Linked DNA regions of Homo sapiens: region 2 is linked to region 1. Evidence: read pairs that join two places in POLR2A ChIA-PET (ENCODE). Cell type or tissue: PC-3. All regions are shown on one strand. Links, peaks and the distances in the headings refer to the core of each region. The heading gives the core; the rest is flanking DNA. Region 1 has its middle 14 kb from the start of FAM50B. Region 2 has its middle 34 kb from the start of TGILR.

Region 1 (8,337 bases), core at 259-8,258:
AGACGAAGAAACAGAATGGAATAGGAATGAATGAACTGAATTGAAAATATTGGTCTATTGCATATGGTAAGGGTGAGTATGATTTCCTAGAACTTACATGAAATCTGGTTTCAGTTTTATACACGTACCTACAGAGATATGTGTGGGTGGTGACTGTGTACTTGGCTGGGATATAAAATGTATTTAAGAGTCATGGCCAGACAGATTTAGAAGCCAGTGGCTTAGGTAGATGTTGTTTATACGCAACTGTGGTATAAGAAGGGATATATATTTGGTATTTTTCCCCAGTTCCTGGCACAGAGCTTGGAATTTCCTGAGTGATGGGAGTGTTTTTAGTTATTTATAATGAGCCTCTTTCATCACACCTGAGTTTATGCTATGGCGGTGACTCCTATTGGGGGTTAGTTGCCAGAGGAAACAACCATGTGATTAGAAAGGTGGAATTTTCAGCTCCAATCCCGACCTTCAAGGAACAGAGAGGAGCTGGAGATTTTTAATCACCAACAGCCAAGGATTTAATCAATTGTACCCATATAATGAGACCTCCCCAAACCCCTGAACAATGGGGTTTGCTTCTGGGGTGGTGAACACAGAGGTGCTGGGAGTGTGGTGCACCCAGAGAGGGTCAGGAAGCTCCATGCCAGCCCCCCTCATCACTCGCCTTGTGCGTCTCTTTTATTTAGCGGTTCCTCCTTGCACCCTTTACAACAAACTGGTAAATGCAAGTAAAGCGTTTTCTTGAGTTCTGTGAGTGAATTATCAAGGCTGAAGGGGCAGGTCATGGGAACACCCAGATCTGTATTCACCGGAAAGGAGCATCTGAGCCCAGGCCACTCATTTGCAGTGGTAGTGTGAGGCGGGAGCTGTCTAATGGGGCCCTCACCCTGTGGGGTCTCTGCTAACTCCCGGAAGTTGGTTCCAGAAGCAAAGGAAATGCAGCTGCCCCGCTGGCGCTGAAGCATCAATCATGCTATGGAAAAGCCCACACATTTGGTCTCAGAAGTGGAGTCGGAAAAGAGACAACACAGGGCCAAGAAGGAAGAACTGTGGTCCGCCATGACTTTCTCTCTCTCTTCTACACGTAGGCTGGCAATGGCTGTGGCCCAGTCAGCATCTTTCCCTCCATTTTATCTGTGCTGGTAAGCGAGTTTACTCTGCTCCTCCTGCAAGTGAGAAGCTGAGCGTCCATCTATGTGCCGCTTTTCCCTGCTCTTAACCTGCCACTAAATCTGCTCCTTCCTGGCACAGACAAGGAGCATATTATCTGTGTCATTTATTTAGAAATTAACAACATAGGCCGGGTGCGGTGGCTCACACCTGTAATCCCAACACTTTGGGAGGCCAAGGCAGGCGGATCACCTGAGATCAGGAGTTCGAGACCAGCCTGGCCAATATGGCAAAACCCCATCTCCACTAAACATACAAAAATTAGCTGGGCATGGTGGTGTGCACCTGTAATCCCAGCTACTCAGGAGGCTGAGGCAGGAGAATTGCTTGAACCAGGAAGGTGGAGGTTGCAGTGAGCCGAGATCATGCCACTGCACTCCAGCCTGGGCAAAAAGAGCTAAATTCTGTCTAAAAAAAAAGAAAAAGAAAAAGAAATTAACAAAATACTGTCATGATACTGACTTCTTTCTGGGTATGCATCTTCACACTCTAATAAGGGGGAGTGCCACCAAAACCAGGCAGAAGCTATTTTGTCTAGCCTTATATTCGTTTTTTTTTTTTTTGTTTGATACGGAGTCTCGCTCTGTCATCAGGCTAGAGTGCAGTGGCGCGATCTCAGCTCACTGCAACCTCCGCCTCCCTAGTTCAAGTGATTCTTCTGCCTCAGCCTCTTGAGTGGTTGGGACTATAGGCGTGCACCACCATGCCTGGCTAATTTTTGTATTTTTAGTAAAGACAGGATTTCACCATATTGGCTAGGCTGGTCTTGAACTCCTGACCTAGTGATCTGCCTGCCTCAGCCTCCCAAAGTGCTGGGATTACAGGCGTGAGCCACCACGCCCAGCCCGAACCAATGTTAAGAAGCAGTGTTCACCTGTCACATTGCAAAGATGAAAAAAACATACCAAGAGTGGGCATGGATTTGGGGAAAGAAACATTTTTATACACTGCTGATGAGAATATAAATTGGAGCAGTGTTTTTGGAGAGTGTTGAGTTATTGATTGCTATGTAACAAACGAACCCCAAACTCAGTGGCCTAAAACAATATTCAACAACCATTGTGTTCCTTCTTATGATTCTGTGGGTCTGTTGGGCTTAGCTGGGTGGTTCTTCTGCTATGCATGTTGTTGGCTGGGACTGGAGTCATCTGGTGGCTCATCTGGGCTCGCACATCCCAGATGGGTCACATACGTGGCTATACCTGGCAGTTGGCAGTGGCTGTGGGCTTGGAGCTCAGGTTGGGCTCAAGTGAGACATCTACACATAGCCTCTGCATGTAACTTGCCTTTTTCCTGCAAAGTGGCTAGTTTTAAGACAGTGTGTCTTTTTAAGGCACATTTTCCAAGGGGTGGGAAGCGGAAGCTGACAGACCAATTAAAAGCTACATCCGTGGGCACAGCATTGCTTCCACCATATTGCATTGCTGAAAGCAGTCACAAGACCTACCAAAGCAGGTGGAGAAGAGCATGTTTTGACAGGGGAGGAACAAGTCCACATTGCATTGCAGAAGCATGTGTAGGATGAGAGATGTATTGTGATTGTCTTTGGAGAATTTAATATGCTGCAGAAGGTAACTGGTTAATGTTTATTAAAAATCCCTAATATCTCTATATCTTTTGTTCTGAGCAACTCTGCTCCAAAAATTTATTCTAAATACATAGTGATAGATATTTCTAAAGACTTGACTATCAGGTGGACATTTCAATTTCCTTCTTAATAGGCTAAAATTAGAAGGTATTCTCATGTCCCCAAATAGGAAATTGATTAATGGTGGTATACTCTACTATATTGTCTAAAAGTGACCCTAAAAAAATAATACATAGGGCAAATCGTGTCAACACTCATTATTTTAGAGAAATAGTGTACTGGGGCATTTTTCTTGGCAGGGTGGAGCTTGACAGGGATCACTTTACCCGTGTTTCTCAGTATGTTGACTTTGAAGTTTGCTGGGGGGCATGTGGGCAAACTCACATGGGTCAGAGAGCTTTCTCAGAGGAAATGGATCAAAACTTCAACCCTGTCATGGGTCAAATGTTTATTCTAAAATTCAATCAGGTATTCATCATCTAAGCCATGGAGATTGACTGGAACTTATTATAAAGCTTATAGCTTTACCTGGCTTAAGGTCTTCTCCCTCAAGGACAAACTGTGGAGAGGTTAGCCCTGATCTGATAATTGGGAAGGTCTCTTTATTTAATGATTCCATTTTATTCTATTAATGGTCTGAGTATTATAATGGTCTGATTCCATTTTATTAATTACTCTTCTGTTTGCTCACTTAAAAATAATAAAAAAATATTAAAAATAATCTGCCAATATCTCTTGAAGTCCTCAATCTCCTCCTTGAAAATCAAGCTCTTGGGAAAACTGGCTAGCCATATGTAGAAAGCTGAAACTGGATCCCTTCCTTACACCTTATACAAAAATTAATTCAAGATGGATTAAAGACTTACATGTTAGACTTAAAACCATAAAAACCCTAGAAGAAAACCTAGGCAATACCATTCAGGACATAGGCATGGGCAAGGACTTCATGTCTAAAACACCAAAAGCAATGGCAACAAAAGCCAAAATTGACAAATGGGATCTAATTAAACTAAAGAGCTTCTGCACAGCAAAAGAAACTACCATCAGAGTGAACAGGCAACCTACAAAATGGGAGAAAATTTTTGCATTCTACTCATCTGACAAAGGGCTAATATCCAGAATCTACAAAGAACTCAAAGAAATTTACAAGAAAAAAACAAACAACCCCATCAACAAGTGGGCAAAGGATATGAACAGACACTTCTCAAAAGAAGACATTTATGCAGCCAAAAGACACATGAAAAAATGCTCATGATCACTGGCCATCAGAGAACTGCAAATCAAAACCACAATGAGATACCATCTCACACCAGTTAGAATGGCAATCATTAAAAAGTCAGGAAACAATAGATGCTGGAGAGGATGTGGAGAAATAGGAACACTTTTACACTGTTGATGGGACTGTAAACTAGTTCAACCATTGTGGAAGTCAGTATGGCGATTCCTCAGGGGTCTAGAACTAGAAATACCATTTGACCCAGCCATTCCATTACTGGGTATATACCCAAAGGATTATAAATCATGCTGCTATAAAGACACATGCATACGTATGTTTATTGCGGCACTGTTCACAATAGCAAAGACTTGGAACCAACCCAAATGTCCAACAATGATAGACTAGATTAAGAAAATGTGGCATATATACACCATGGAATACTATGCAGCCATAAAAAATGATGAGTTCATGTCCTTTGTAAGGACATGGATGAAGCTGGAAACCATCATTCTCAGCAAACTATCACAAGGACAAAAAACCAAACACCGCATGTTCTCACTCATAGGTGGGAATTGAACAATGAGAACACATGGACACAGGAAAGGGAACATCACACACCGGGGCCTGTTGCGGGGTGGGGGGAGGGGGGAGGGATAGCATTAGGAGATATACCTAATGTTAAATGACGAGTTAATGGGTGCAGCACACCAACATGGCACATGTATACATATGTAAGAAACCTGCGTGCTGTGCACATGTACCCTAAAAGTATAATTTAAAAAAAAAATTTTCAACCAAAAAAAAAAAAAAAAAAGAAAATCAAGCTCTCGTTACTCAGGATACTTTTTGTGGTTTTAAAAATATCAGTTCAAATTTTTTTCATTTATTTATTTTTAAGACAGAGTCTCACACTGTTGCCCAGGCTGGAGTGCAGTGGCACAATCTCGGCTCACTGCAACCTCCGCCTCCGGGGTTCAACGGATTCTTCTGCCTCAGTCTCCTGAGTAGCTGAGACTATAGGCGCGTTCCACCACGCCAGGCTAATTTTTTGTTTTTTTGTTTGTTTATTAGAGATGGGGTTTCACCATGTTAGCCAGGATGGTCTTGATCTCCTGACCTCGTGATTCGCCTGACTCGGCCTCCCAAAGTGCTGGGATTACAGGCGTGAGCCACTGCGCCCGGCCTCAAAATTTTAATTATAGTTTTATATTTTAATGGGTAACACATTTGCATGATTCACAATTCAAAAGGTACAGCTGGATATACTGGGGGGAAGTCTCTTTCTCATGCCTGTCTCCTAGCCATCCTATCCTACTCCCCAGAACCAGACAGTGGCTTCCAGAATCTTATATATCCTTTCAGAGATATTCTAAGCACAATATGAGTGAATATATGTATCATTCTCCCTCTGTCCTCTTTTGCAAATAGTGGCACATTATATGTATTGCTTTTCCTCGCAGACTTTTTTTCCGACTTAAAAACATATCTTGGAGCAGAGCAGCAGTGTGAGGAACTTGGGGAAAGTTCTCTCCCAGAAGGACAGCTATTAAGCTAATCAAAGTTAGCAAAATCTGATCAGCCAAAATCTCTGGAGATTGATCAAAGTGCTTACCACAAAGCTTGTATTCAGCAAACCTATGGAAACACAGTAAGAACAGGGGGAGGCTATCCATTGATCTAGGGCTCCCCCTCATCACCATAGCTTTGTGTTGCAGAGGAGCCCCTTCAAAGAATTTGAAAGCTGAGTGGCAGCTCCTATCTCCCCCAGCTCCTCGGGGTAGAAGAGATATTCCCAGTGGATTCCACAGGCGTTGAATATCGGTAGATCCATTTCCCAGAGCTCTATGCTGCAGAAATACTATGCTGAATGGTGGTGGCAGCCAGGTAGTGGAGCCTGTTTTCCCACCCCTACAGAGAAAGGATCTGGGTGGGACTGGTTAAAAATGCAGTCCCCTATTCCCTCCAGCACTGTGTTGTGGGAGAACTGCTCTGGTGGGCTTGGCAGCTCCCATCTCTTCCATCTTCTGGAGGGGAAAGAGCTATTCCAGATAGATTTGGTAGCTGGTGAATGTTGGTAAATCCTATCCTTCATTCCCCCACCCCGAGCTGTGGGTCACAGAGATATACACTGGGCTGTCATGGCACCAGTTCTCACCTCCCATACACATGCAGCTCCTTCTTGGTAAAGAGGATCCAGGGGGGGCGGCCGGGTGCCCATCTTCTTGCATCTCCAGCTCCTGCTCCATAGTGCAAAGTTTCTGCCAAGGAACGTGTTGGAGCCAGTTTCAAGATTCATCACACACCGTCCTTGCCAAGGGGCTCTACTTTAATTGGATTAGATTGTTGAGCAATTTAAGGCCCCAGGTCATTACTGAAAACAGTAGAACAATCAACTAGCAATTAGTGGAGACTAACAATTGGGTGTGATACCAGTAGAGGCAGACTAGTCAGAAACTCAATGTGGAGATCAAAGAAAGAGACCACTAAAGGGATCTCTGCTAAACCCACAGTCCTCCCTGGTGGTCAGGAGCTCTGTGTGCTTGCCCAAAGCTGAGTCCTCTGAAGAGTGAATGAAGAGGAACTTCTGAGCTACTGTTCCTTGGCTGAACACAGGGCAAACTCACAAACTACCTGAACAGTAAAAGCAGTCTCAAAGCCACATACAGATCCAGTGGTGAAAACCTTACAGGTTCAGGGGGTTAAGTACAACCTCTGACAAATCAGAGACTGACTAACGATCTGAGCTGACCCAGGGGTGACCCACAGAAAACCAGGCTTACAGATAAAATTGAGGGGGAAAGTGTTTGGGCAGAGACATCAGAGGCTGCACAATGGAGGAGAGTAGACTTTACTGAGCTAGTCAAGGCAAGACACTGAACAAATACACAAACAATCCCCACAGGGGGAGAAATCAGTATTTAGAGTTGCTACAATATATTAATTAAAATGTTCAATATTTGATGAAAGCTACCAGACACACAAAAAGACCAGGCACAGTGGCTCATGCCTGCAATCCTAGCACTTTGGGAAGCTGAGATGGGCGGATCACTTGAGGCCAGGAGTCGGAGACCAGCCTGGCCAACATGGCAAAACCCCATCTCTACTAAAAATACCAAAAAAAAAAAGAATGACCTGGGCATGGTGGTGCATGCCTGTAATCCCAGCTCCTCAGGAGGCTGAGGCAGGAGAATTGCTTGAACCCAGGAGGCAGAGGTCGCAATGAGTGGAGATCATGCCACTGCACTCCAGCCTGGGTGACAGAGCAAGACTCTGTCTTAAAAAAAAAAAAAAAAAAAAAAAGACACACAAAGAAACAGGAAAGTGTGACCTATACATAGGAAAGAAAGCAAGTAATAGAAATTGCCCATGAAGTATGCAGACATTGGGCATAACAAAGACTTCAAAGCAATTCTTATAAACATGTTCAAAGAAATAAAGGAGACCATGGCCAAAGAACTAAAGGAGAGTATGATGACAATACCTCACCACATAGAAAATATAAAGAGATCAAAGTTATAAAATTGAATGAAATAAAAATTCTGGAGTTGCAAAGCATGATAGTTGAAATGAAAAATGTACTAGAGAGGCTCAAAAATAGATTTGAGCTGGCAGAAGAAAGTATAAGCAAACCTGAAGACAGATCAATAGAGATTATGAATTGGAGAAACAAAAATAAAAAATAAACAGAGCCTCAGAGCAATGTGGGACACCATTAAGCACACCAACGTATGCATACTGGATGTACCAGAAGGAAAGGAAAGAAAGAAAGGAACAGAAAATGTGTCTGAAGAAATAATGGTTGAAAACTCCCCAAATTCCTTAAAAAGAATTAATCTGTACATCCAAGAAACTCAATTAATTCTAAGTAGAGTTAAAACAGAGCCACACTCTGTTTTATATCATATCATATCATATCATATCAAGATATATCATAATCAAAACATTGAAAGCCAGCAATAAAGAGACAATCTTGAGAGCCTCAAGAGAAAAATGACTCATCATAGGCAAAGGAACTCTAACAAAATTAATTGACTTAATCCCCTATATGCTGATTCCTCATCAAAAGTAATAGAGGCCAGTGATTCAAAGTGATGGGAAAAACAAAAAATCAAACCTGTGATCAAGACTCCTACGTCCAGCAAAACTATCTTTTAAAATTGAAGATTAAATAAAGGCATTCTTAGATAAACTATAAGCTAGGAATTTGTTGCTTTGAAAAAGAAGAACAAAGTTGTAGGACACACACTTCTTTATTTCAAAGCTTAGTATAAAACACCAGTAATCAAGACAGTGTAGTTGTGGCATAAGGATAGCAATATAGATCAATGGAATAGAAATGAGAGTCTAGAAATAAACCTATGTGAAA
Region 2 (8,337 bases), core at 36-8,035, 82 kb before region 1:
CTAAAGGCGTACTTGTCTCAGTTCTTTCTACCCAGTCATGTCTAGCAATTCAACAAAAAATGATGACACACGAACAGGCGAAACAACACAGCTTGAAGACGCAGAACAAGCATCAGAGCCAGACTCGGTTATGCCTGAGATTCTGGAATTATCAGACCAGAAATTTAAAGTACCTGTGAATAATAGGCTAAGGGCTCTAATGGAAAAAGTGGATCATATGAAAGAACAGATGGGCAATGTAAGCAGAGAAAAGAAATTTGCAGAATTGTAAGTAAGGAGAGAAATGTAACGTGACTAACTCCATCTTGCTTCTAACTTCACAGGCTAAATTGGTTTTTTGCTTAATCTAGTATAGAGGCCAAGATAACTATGAGAGGAATTTTGTTTATAGCTCAACTTTGAGGCAAGGAAAACTAACCCATCTCCTTGTTCGGAGGTTGAAGCCACATTCATAAGACAAAGTTAGAATTCTGGTAGGGTGTTGAATTTTGCTGAAGAAGAGGTGGCAGAGTTAAACAGTGACCCGTCATCATTCAGCTTGTTTTTCCATAAGTTGCTTCCTGATCCAGAGTCATGGAACCCAGGGTTGCAAGATTTATAAATTTCCCAACTACTCCTACAGATAGCATCACTGTTGTGAAACTGAAGGGGAACTGGTCTTTGAGACATTTTTCAGATTTAGCACTTTGGTCAACCAAGAGCTGCCACCTACCTGGTCCTGAGTCCCCCTCCCAGCTGGATAAAGACAGTTCTAAACAATTCCGCGATTTCCTCAATTGTTTCAGTTTCCCAGCCCCCTGCCTGGCAAAGTACCATTAAAAAAACCCCTCGTCTCCAAATTCTTGGAGAGACGGGTTTGAGACATCTCTCCCGGTCCTCGTCTGGCCGCCTCTGCAATAATTAAACTCTTACTTCTGCAATACTTCTTGTTCTCACTGCTCTTGGCTTTTTGGGCAGTGAGCAAGATGAACCCATTGCGCTGTTACGGAAACTCAAGAAAAGATCAAAAGGAAATGCTACAAATCAAAAACACTCTAACAGAAATTTAAAAATGCCTTTGACGGGCTCATCAGTAGCTCGAAAACGGCTGAGGAAAATCAGTGAGCTTGAAGATATGTCAATAGAAACTTCTTGAACTGAAAACAAAGAGAAAAAAGAATGAAAGCCATAGAACGGAATATGCAAAAACTGTGGGAGGGTTTAAAAAGACACGCATAATGGGAATACCAAAAGGGGAAGAAAGAAAGGAACAGAAGAAGTATTTGAAGTAATAATGGCTGAGAATTTTCTAAAATTAATAATAGACACAAAATGAAGGATCCAGGAAACCGAGAGAACACTGAACAGGTTATATGCACTTATATATATCATAGTCAAACTACAGGAAAATCAAAGAGAAAACCTTGAAAGAAGCCAGAGGAAATAAAACACCTTATTATAAAGGGACAAGGATAAAAACTACATCAGACTTCTGTTCAAAAACCATACAAGCAAGCAAGAAAAAACTCACCAACTTAGAATTCTGTGTCCAGTAAAATTATCCCTTAAAAGTGAAGGAGGTCGATGTGATGAATATGCTAATTATCTTGATTTGATCATTATGCGTTATTTGCATTGAAACATCACTGTGTATCCCATAAATATGTACAATTATTATACAATTATTTTACATCAATTTTTTAAAGTAAAGGAGAAATAAAGACTTTCTTAGACAAAAATTGAGGGAATTTAACACCAGTAGATCTGCCTGCCAAGAAATGCTAAAAGTTCTTTAGAGAGAAGGAAGATGCTGTAGGTCAGAAACTTGAAACTTTATCATTTTGAAAATGTGGGACCCTCCAGCTACCATCCCCTCCTCCCTCCCTCCCTACATCCCTCTCATACATTGACTGTCCTTAGGAAGTGAAGTAGCTTTTCCTGGAATCCTTAGTCAAAATTAACTCGGTGCCTGCTCGTTGCTTTCACACGTGTGTTAAGACACACACAGAATGGGGGATAATCACAATTTGTGGTGTGGAGGAAAATAAATTTTATTTTCAGTGAACTCTTGGTGTTCAAACCTTGTGGATTTCAGTACCTCCCATATGTGAGGTTCAAAAATCAGAGAAATGGCCGGGCACAGTGGCTCATGACTGTAATCCCGGCACTTTGGGAGGCCAAGGTGGGTGGATCACTTGAGGTCAGGAGTTTGAGACCAGCCTGGCCAACATGGCAAAACCCCGTCTCTACTAAAAATACAAAAATTTACTGGGCATGGTAGCGTACGCCTGTAATCCCAGCTACTAGGGAGGCTGAGGCAGGAGAACTGCTTGAACCCAGGAGGCGGAGGCTGCAGTGAGCCGAGATCACACCGCTGCGCTCCAGCCTGGACAACACAGCAAGACTCCCATCTCAAAAAACTAAAAATAAATAGAGAAACCCGTTAGTTTTAAAAGTGTCATTTAAGGGGGAGGAAAGTAGAGACTTCTGTGCACGTGAGTGAGTGAAAATTCACACATCTACTTCTGCCTTGCAATTTTTATGTGTAATGATGTCTTTACTTTGGCGGTTAGTTACGTCTGAGAATAAGTACACTCTATTAACAAGGAAACACTACTTTCTCCTCCCTTTCTCCAGAATGGGCTACTGGCTTCTCGCTCTCCTTTTCTCCTCCTTGCAGGTGACGTCACACTGTTCTGCTGACACCCTCCGTGAAAGTCAGGGCTGTGCGGAACTCACTCCAGCGCCCCCATCCTTAGCCGCTGCCTCCTGTCTCCCTGCCCAGGGCTCAGCCGCTAAGACAGACCCCCTGAGCTGTAGTGCACTCCAGGCTTCTGTCCTCGCAGACAATCCCCAGACACAGAGGACGGAGATCTCATTTCGGGTGGGACTCTGGAGCTTTTTCCAGAGCCAGACTGCTTGGTGGAGCCACTGCAGCATTCTGGAAGGGTCCTTGATTGAACATTTTGGGGCAGTGTTTTTTCTTGCCTGTCCTTTATAAAGGCTGTGGTGCAACCCTTCAGGCACTGTCTCCTTGAATGTGACTGGCACAGGGCCTGACACATAATCGTGCTCAATATCTTTCCTCTATGAGGGAGGCGCGCGCACACACACACACACACACACACACACACACAAAAGAACTACAGGGGAATTTTAGAAGAGACAGACAACTGTGTATGGCTGAGATGAGAATCAGAACTGTTTTGTGGATGAGGCTGATTAGAGGAAAAAATTAAAGTGTAGGTTCAATCCCTCATTCACCAGACACTATCACCAACTGGCATGTTTTAGTTTTGCTATGGAAAGAGAAATAATGGTGACTGAAAACAAACACAAGGCTTTACAATCTGGTGAAGCAGATGAATGTTCATCAATTAATTACATAAATAAATATAAATTCACACGGGAAGCAACCTAAATGTCCAATAGGAAAATGGTGAAATAAATTGTGATAGGTTCTTTTACTTTAATATTATGTGGCCACTGAAATTGTTTCAGGTCTGGGCACAGTGGCTCATGTTTGTAATAACAGCACTTTGGGAGGCTAAGGTGGGAGGATTACTTGAGCCCAGGAATTCCAGACCAGCCTGGGCAACATCATCATGTCTCTACAAATAATACAAAAATTAGCCAGGTGTGGTGGCACCTGCCTGTAGTCTCAGCTACTCAAGGCTGGGGCGGGAGCATCACTTGAGCCTGGGAGACGGAGGCTACAGTGAGCCATGACAGTGCCACTGCAGTCCTGCCTGGGTGACAGAGTGAGGAGTGAGACCCTGTCTCAAAAAAAAAAAAAAAAAAAAAAAAGGAAAAAACAAAATTGTTTCAAAGATTCATAAGATGAATACAATAACACTGGGTGTTTAAAAAGTGGGATATAGGCTGGGCATAGTGGCTTACGCCTGTAATCCCAGCACTTTGGGAGGCCAAGGCAGGCGGATCATGAAGTCAGGAGTTTGAGACCAGCCTGTCTAACATAGTGAAACCCGTCTCTACTAAAATACAAAAATTAGCTGGGTATGGTGGCATGCACCTCCAGCCCCAGCTACTCGTGAGGCTGAGGTGGGAGAATCGCTTGAATCCGGGAGGCGGAGGTTGCAGTGAGTCAAGACTACGTCATTGCATTCCAGCCTGGGTGACAGAGTGAGACTCTGTCTCAAAAGAAAAAAAAAAAGTGGGATATAAAAATACAAAATAAATCCCAATTTTATAAAAACAAATGCATGTTTGTCTGTGATAGGAAAGTTGTTACAGACCACAGTGAACAGTGATTTCCCCTGGTGATGGATTAGGAAGCATAGAGCATCTTCTCCTTAATGATGAATGTTTTGCGAGGAGGTAAATGGATTTGTTTTTCCAACGTTTAAATTTACAATTAGATGCTTTGCATGCTTTAAACGAGGAATTAAAGCTTTAGCATGGATTCTTTCTCTCTCTTTGAGTCGTTTCATTTGGTTTTGATGGGGCAGGAGTAAGGTGAAGGTCACCCAGCGCTTGTTGAGTGGGTCGTGTGTTTCTGGAAGAAGCCCTGGCAGAGAGGGGTTTTGAGAGATGTGACATCTGGGCTCTCATTCCCTTTCTGCACCTGTCTAAGCAGGTTCATCTCCTCTGTCTGCCGTTTGTCTTGTTTGGGGTTTTGTCTGCTATTTCTGAAGGCAAAAGCTTGTGTGCAAGGAGAAAGTTCTAAGAAATGCTTCCAGGGATGATGATGAGAGTTTGATTTTCAAGTGAGTGTTCCTGAGCATCTGATTAAACTCCTATGTCAGTATAAAAATGTACATTGTTCTGGATTAATTCCATCATTTCATAGCGATAACTCCCATCTTCTACAATTCCCACCAAAAGGGACTATCTTGTTTGAAAGCTTTTCCCTTGGGAGCCACTGGTGTATTATGTTTATCAGCTTTTTAAAAATTCTGTTTCTGTTTTTCCTTTAAAGTAGCTTGGCGTTTTTGAGCTGAAAATCAAAAGTACTGATGGTATACCCATGAAGATAGAATAAGGCATATAATTTGTTATACAAAGTGAAAATTCTAGAAGGTTTTTTCTCTAATCTGTAAAATTTTTTCTTTCAAGATAGTTTTTCTGTGTTCTCTAAATTTTTATTCCGAAGACCTACTGGGTCATTTAAAGTGAGAGAGACCAGTTGGACCAAGGATGATGGCACATAAACTTGTCTTTTACGATGGCTTGGACTTACCCTCCTTTGCGAAATAGAGATACTGAGAGTTGGCCTTATAAAGATGGGGGCTATTTTTGCATTATGATTCAAGAGATGATGAAAAAAACTCCTGCTGCTTTCCTTATACCCCAAATTACACAATTAGTGACTTATGCTTTTAAGTCTAGAAGACTTTTCATCGTGAGTTTCTGTTAAAATATAGATATCCAGGATGGAAAGCAGCTTCCATCCAGAATCTTACCAGGGTTCCTGCCACCAACTGAGAGGACAGAGTGGAACGACCTGGTGGGAAAACTCATCCCTGCTGGGCCTGAGGGATAGGCTGGAAGGAAACTGGCTTCGCCAAGGACTTTTCATAGCTGCTTCTGGTTCTGCAGTGAGAGATTCTAGTATATAGACTGTACAGTTACTCAGAAGAACAAGGGTAATGCATACACATTTCACCTGCTTGAAACTGGTTGGTCATTTGCTTCTGGAATTTAGTTTATTCTCTTTGCTGATTAATTTATAACCTATTCCATCTTTCTCCTCCCTTTGCTGGCAATTGCTGCTCTTTTTAGGGATTGTTGTGGGGAAGAGACTATGATTTTCTACCATAGTGTTTGTTAGAGTTCAATTCCATCCTACTATTCTGGGAAAATGTGGATCCTCCCACCTCTCAACCATCATCCCTTCCCTTTCTCAGTTTTTGTTCTGCTTCTGCAAGTTTTCTTAACATGTGGGCAATGGAATCGTTGAGCAATTTTGGTGAAATAAATTTCCATTTACCAACGTGTGAAGAGTACGCATTCAGGGACTTCCAGCGTAGGTATACAATAAACTGTGGACTGTGTTTGAGGAAACCCAGCTGTTCACTACCACAACTTGATGAAATGAACGATGGACTCGAGCCTTTCCGGGCTTGGCTGGCAGCCCCCGAGTCTCCGTCCCGTTCTAGGAAGAAGTGCACCAAGGTCACCGTGTGCAGGGAGAGAGAGTCACATGGCTCTCCACCAAGAACAGATCCCATCCCTGCTGTGTCTCTCAACCCTGCCTCCTGAGAGCGTCACGTTGAGAGATGTACCATCCCTGCTGCAGGAAGGAGTTTGTTAGCAAGCTCTGGGAAACATCTGGTTCCTTGAACTTCCTATGTACCTCATGGTGGGAGATTTTGAGACATTTCACCATTTATCAAAAATGGTTTTCAGTGTTAAAAATGGTTCTTTTTTGTTTTGGTTTTGTTCAGTCTTTCCTTTTTCTCAATGTATTTCCCATTTTTACTGTGCATATTCATATACATAATTTTTTTAAAAAAGGGTTTTATGCCAGGTGCGGTGGCTCACGCCTATAATCCCAGCACTTTGGGAGGCCGAGGCGGGCAGATCATGGGGTCAGGAGATCGAGACCATCCTGGCCAACATGGTGAAACCCTGTCTCTACTAAAATACAAAAAATTAGCTGGGCATGGCTGTGCGCGCCTGTAGTCCCAGCTACTCGGGAGGCTGAGGCAGGAGAATCACTTGAACCCAGGAGGAGGAGGTTGCAGTGAGCCGAGATCGCGCCACTGCACTCCAGCCTGGTGACAGAATGAGACTCCATCTCAAAAAAAAAAAAAAGGGGGAGGTTTACAATGTATAGTTTTTATCACCTAGTTACAACTAAATATTGTGAACATTTTCTCTTTTTTTCTACAACAGTTAAAATAATTACATAGTTTGGAAGAAACATAAGTTTTTAAGTAGTCTCACTGGGAAAACTGAGGTAAAATTTTTTTCCAAGAAGACTTCATTTTTTTTTTACAGTGTCTTGAGCAGAAAGGGAACTCCTGTCTTAGGTAGCTTGCTACAGATGATAGAAACTTGCCCTTCAATTAACCTTGTAACTTGCTTCTGTACACCCACATAATCGTGAATCAAGTGATCCACTTTGTCTTTTCCAATCTGTCTCTCCCACGTGCTTCTTCTTTCCTATCCAGTCTCATCATGCAGATGAACTTTCCTTACTTCAGCACTTCTGGCTCCTCCCTTTAAAAAGGGATGATATTAGTTGATTTTGATCAACTCTACTCAAAACTTTATCCTCAGTTCCACATTAGGATTAGCCTTTAATAATCTGAACATATAATTCAATTGCTTAAAAGAAAATATTATTAGAAGATCTTGGTAGAATTACACATATCAAGAAACACTGGACTCAGACATGATGTAGATATGACTGACTTTCTTTCCTTCTTTTTTTTTTGAGATGGAGTCTCACTCTGTCACCCAGGCTGGAGTGCAGTGGTACGACCTCAGCTCACTGCAACCTCTGCCTCCCAGGTTCAAGCGATTCTCCTGCCTCAGCCTCCCAAGTAGCTGGGACTACAGGCACACATCACCACATCCGGCTAATTTTGTATTTTTAGTAGAGATGGGCTTTCACTATGTTAGCCAGGCTGGTCCTGAACTCCTGACCTCAGGTGATCCACCTGCCTCAGTCTCCCAAAATGCTGGGATTATAGGCGTGAGCCACTGCACCCAGCCTCTTTTTTTTTTTTTTTTTTTAATAATTTCTCAGGGGAGGGCAGGGCAGAGGTAAGAAATAGTTGGTACTGTAAGGAAGTGTTAGAGACTATTATGGAAAGGTGTTCGTTATCTTAAGGCAACTAACAAACGATTATCTTTCAGTCAGAACATTGGAGCAGCAGCCTTTACTGGTCATGAAATTTGCATGATATCTAAACTTGTATTTGTAGAAAAAGGTAAATGTTGATTAATAGCAACTTTGTATAGAAAGGCAGATGCCAGCATAAAAGTGGTACATGAAGACAGTGGTAGTTTTGGAGTCCTGGTCCTTGAGGTGCTTGTCCATCACAAGGCCGTCACACCCAGGTAGAAATGCCTGAGGCAAGCAGCGGAGCTGTCCATGTCAGCATTTACACAGGGAACACTTCTTGGACAGCTGGGTGTCACGGGGCTCAAACCTACGGCTCTCATTGTGCATGTAATATTCACAGGTCTGTCCATAGAAGGACAGGGCTCAGACACAAAAGAACCCCAGCATGCAGGTTCCCCATTCAGACAGCAGGTTCTGTTTAGCTCCTTACTGTCTTGTATCCCCATGGAAGGGATATACTGGGAAGACCGTGGGTGAATTGCAGGCTCCTCCTGAGGCTGAATGCTGTCATCTCTGAAGGCTCGGCCTCCTGAGGTGACTGT

The links. ChIA-PET counts read pairs that join two places held together with the same protein. Peaks named below come from ENCODE experiments on the same cell type or tissue, not always from the same donor. Only the 100,000 strongest peaks of a DNase experiment are listed, where the experiment ranks them.
Region 2: POLR2A ChIA-PET joins it to region 1 with 11 read pairs; 5 of 35 experiments call an interaction of 5 or more read pairs at or near these places.

Annotation. Positions count from the first base shown.
Region 1 is chr6:3,859,606-3,867,942 of GRCh38, reverse strand. No RefSeq gene overlaps it. Among named protein-coding and RNA genes, the nearest start is that of FAM50B, 14 kb to the right of the region's middle. In PC-3, for the core only: no CTCF peak of the experiment used is centred there; no DNase peak of the experiment used is centred there.
Region 2 is chr6:3,941,356-3,949,692 of GRCh38, reverse strand. It overlaps the pseudogene CRIPTOP4. Among named protein-coding and RNA genes, the nearest start is that of TGILR, 34 kb to the right of the region's middle. In PC-3, for the core only: no CTCF peak of the experiment used is centred there; a DNase peak (open chromatin) is centred at 4,062; H3K27ac peaks cover 338 bases.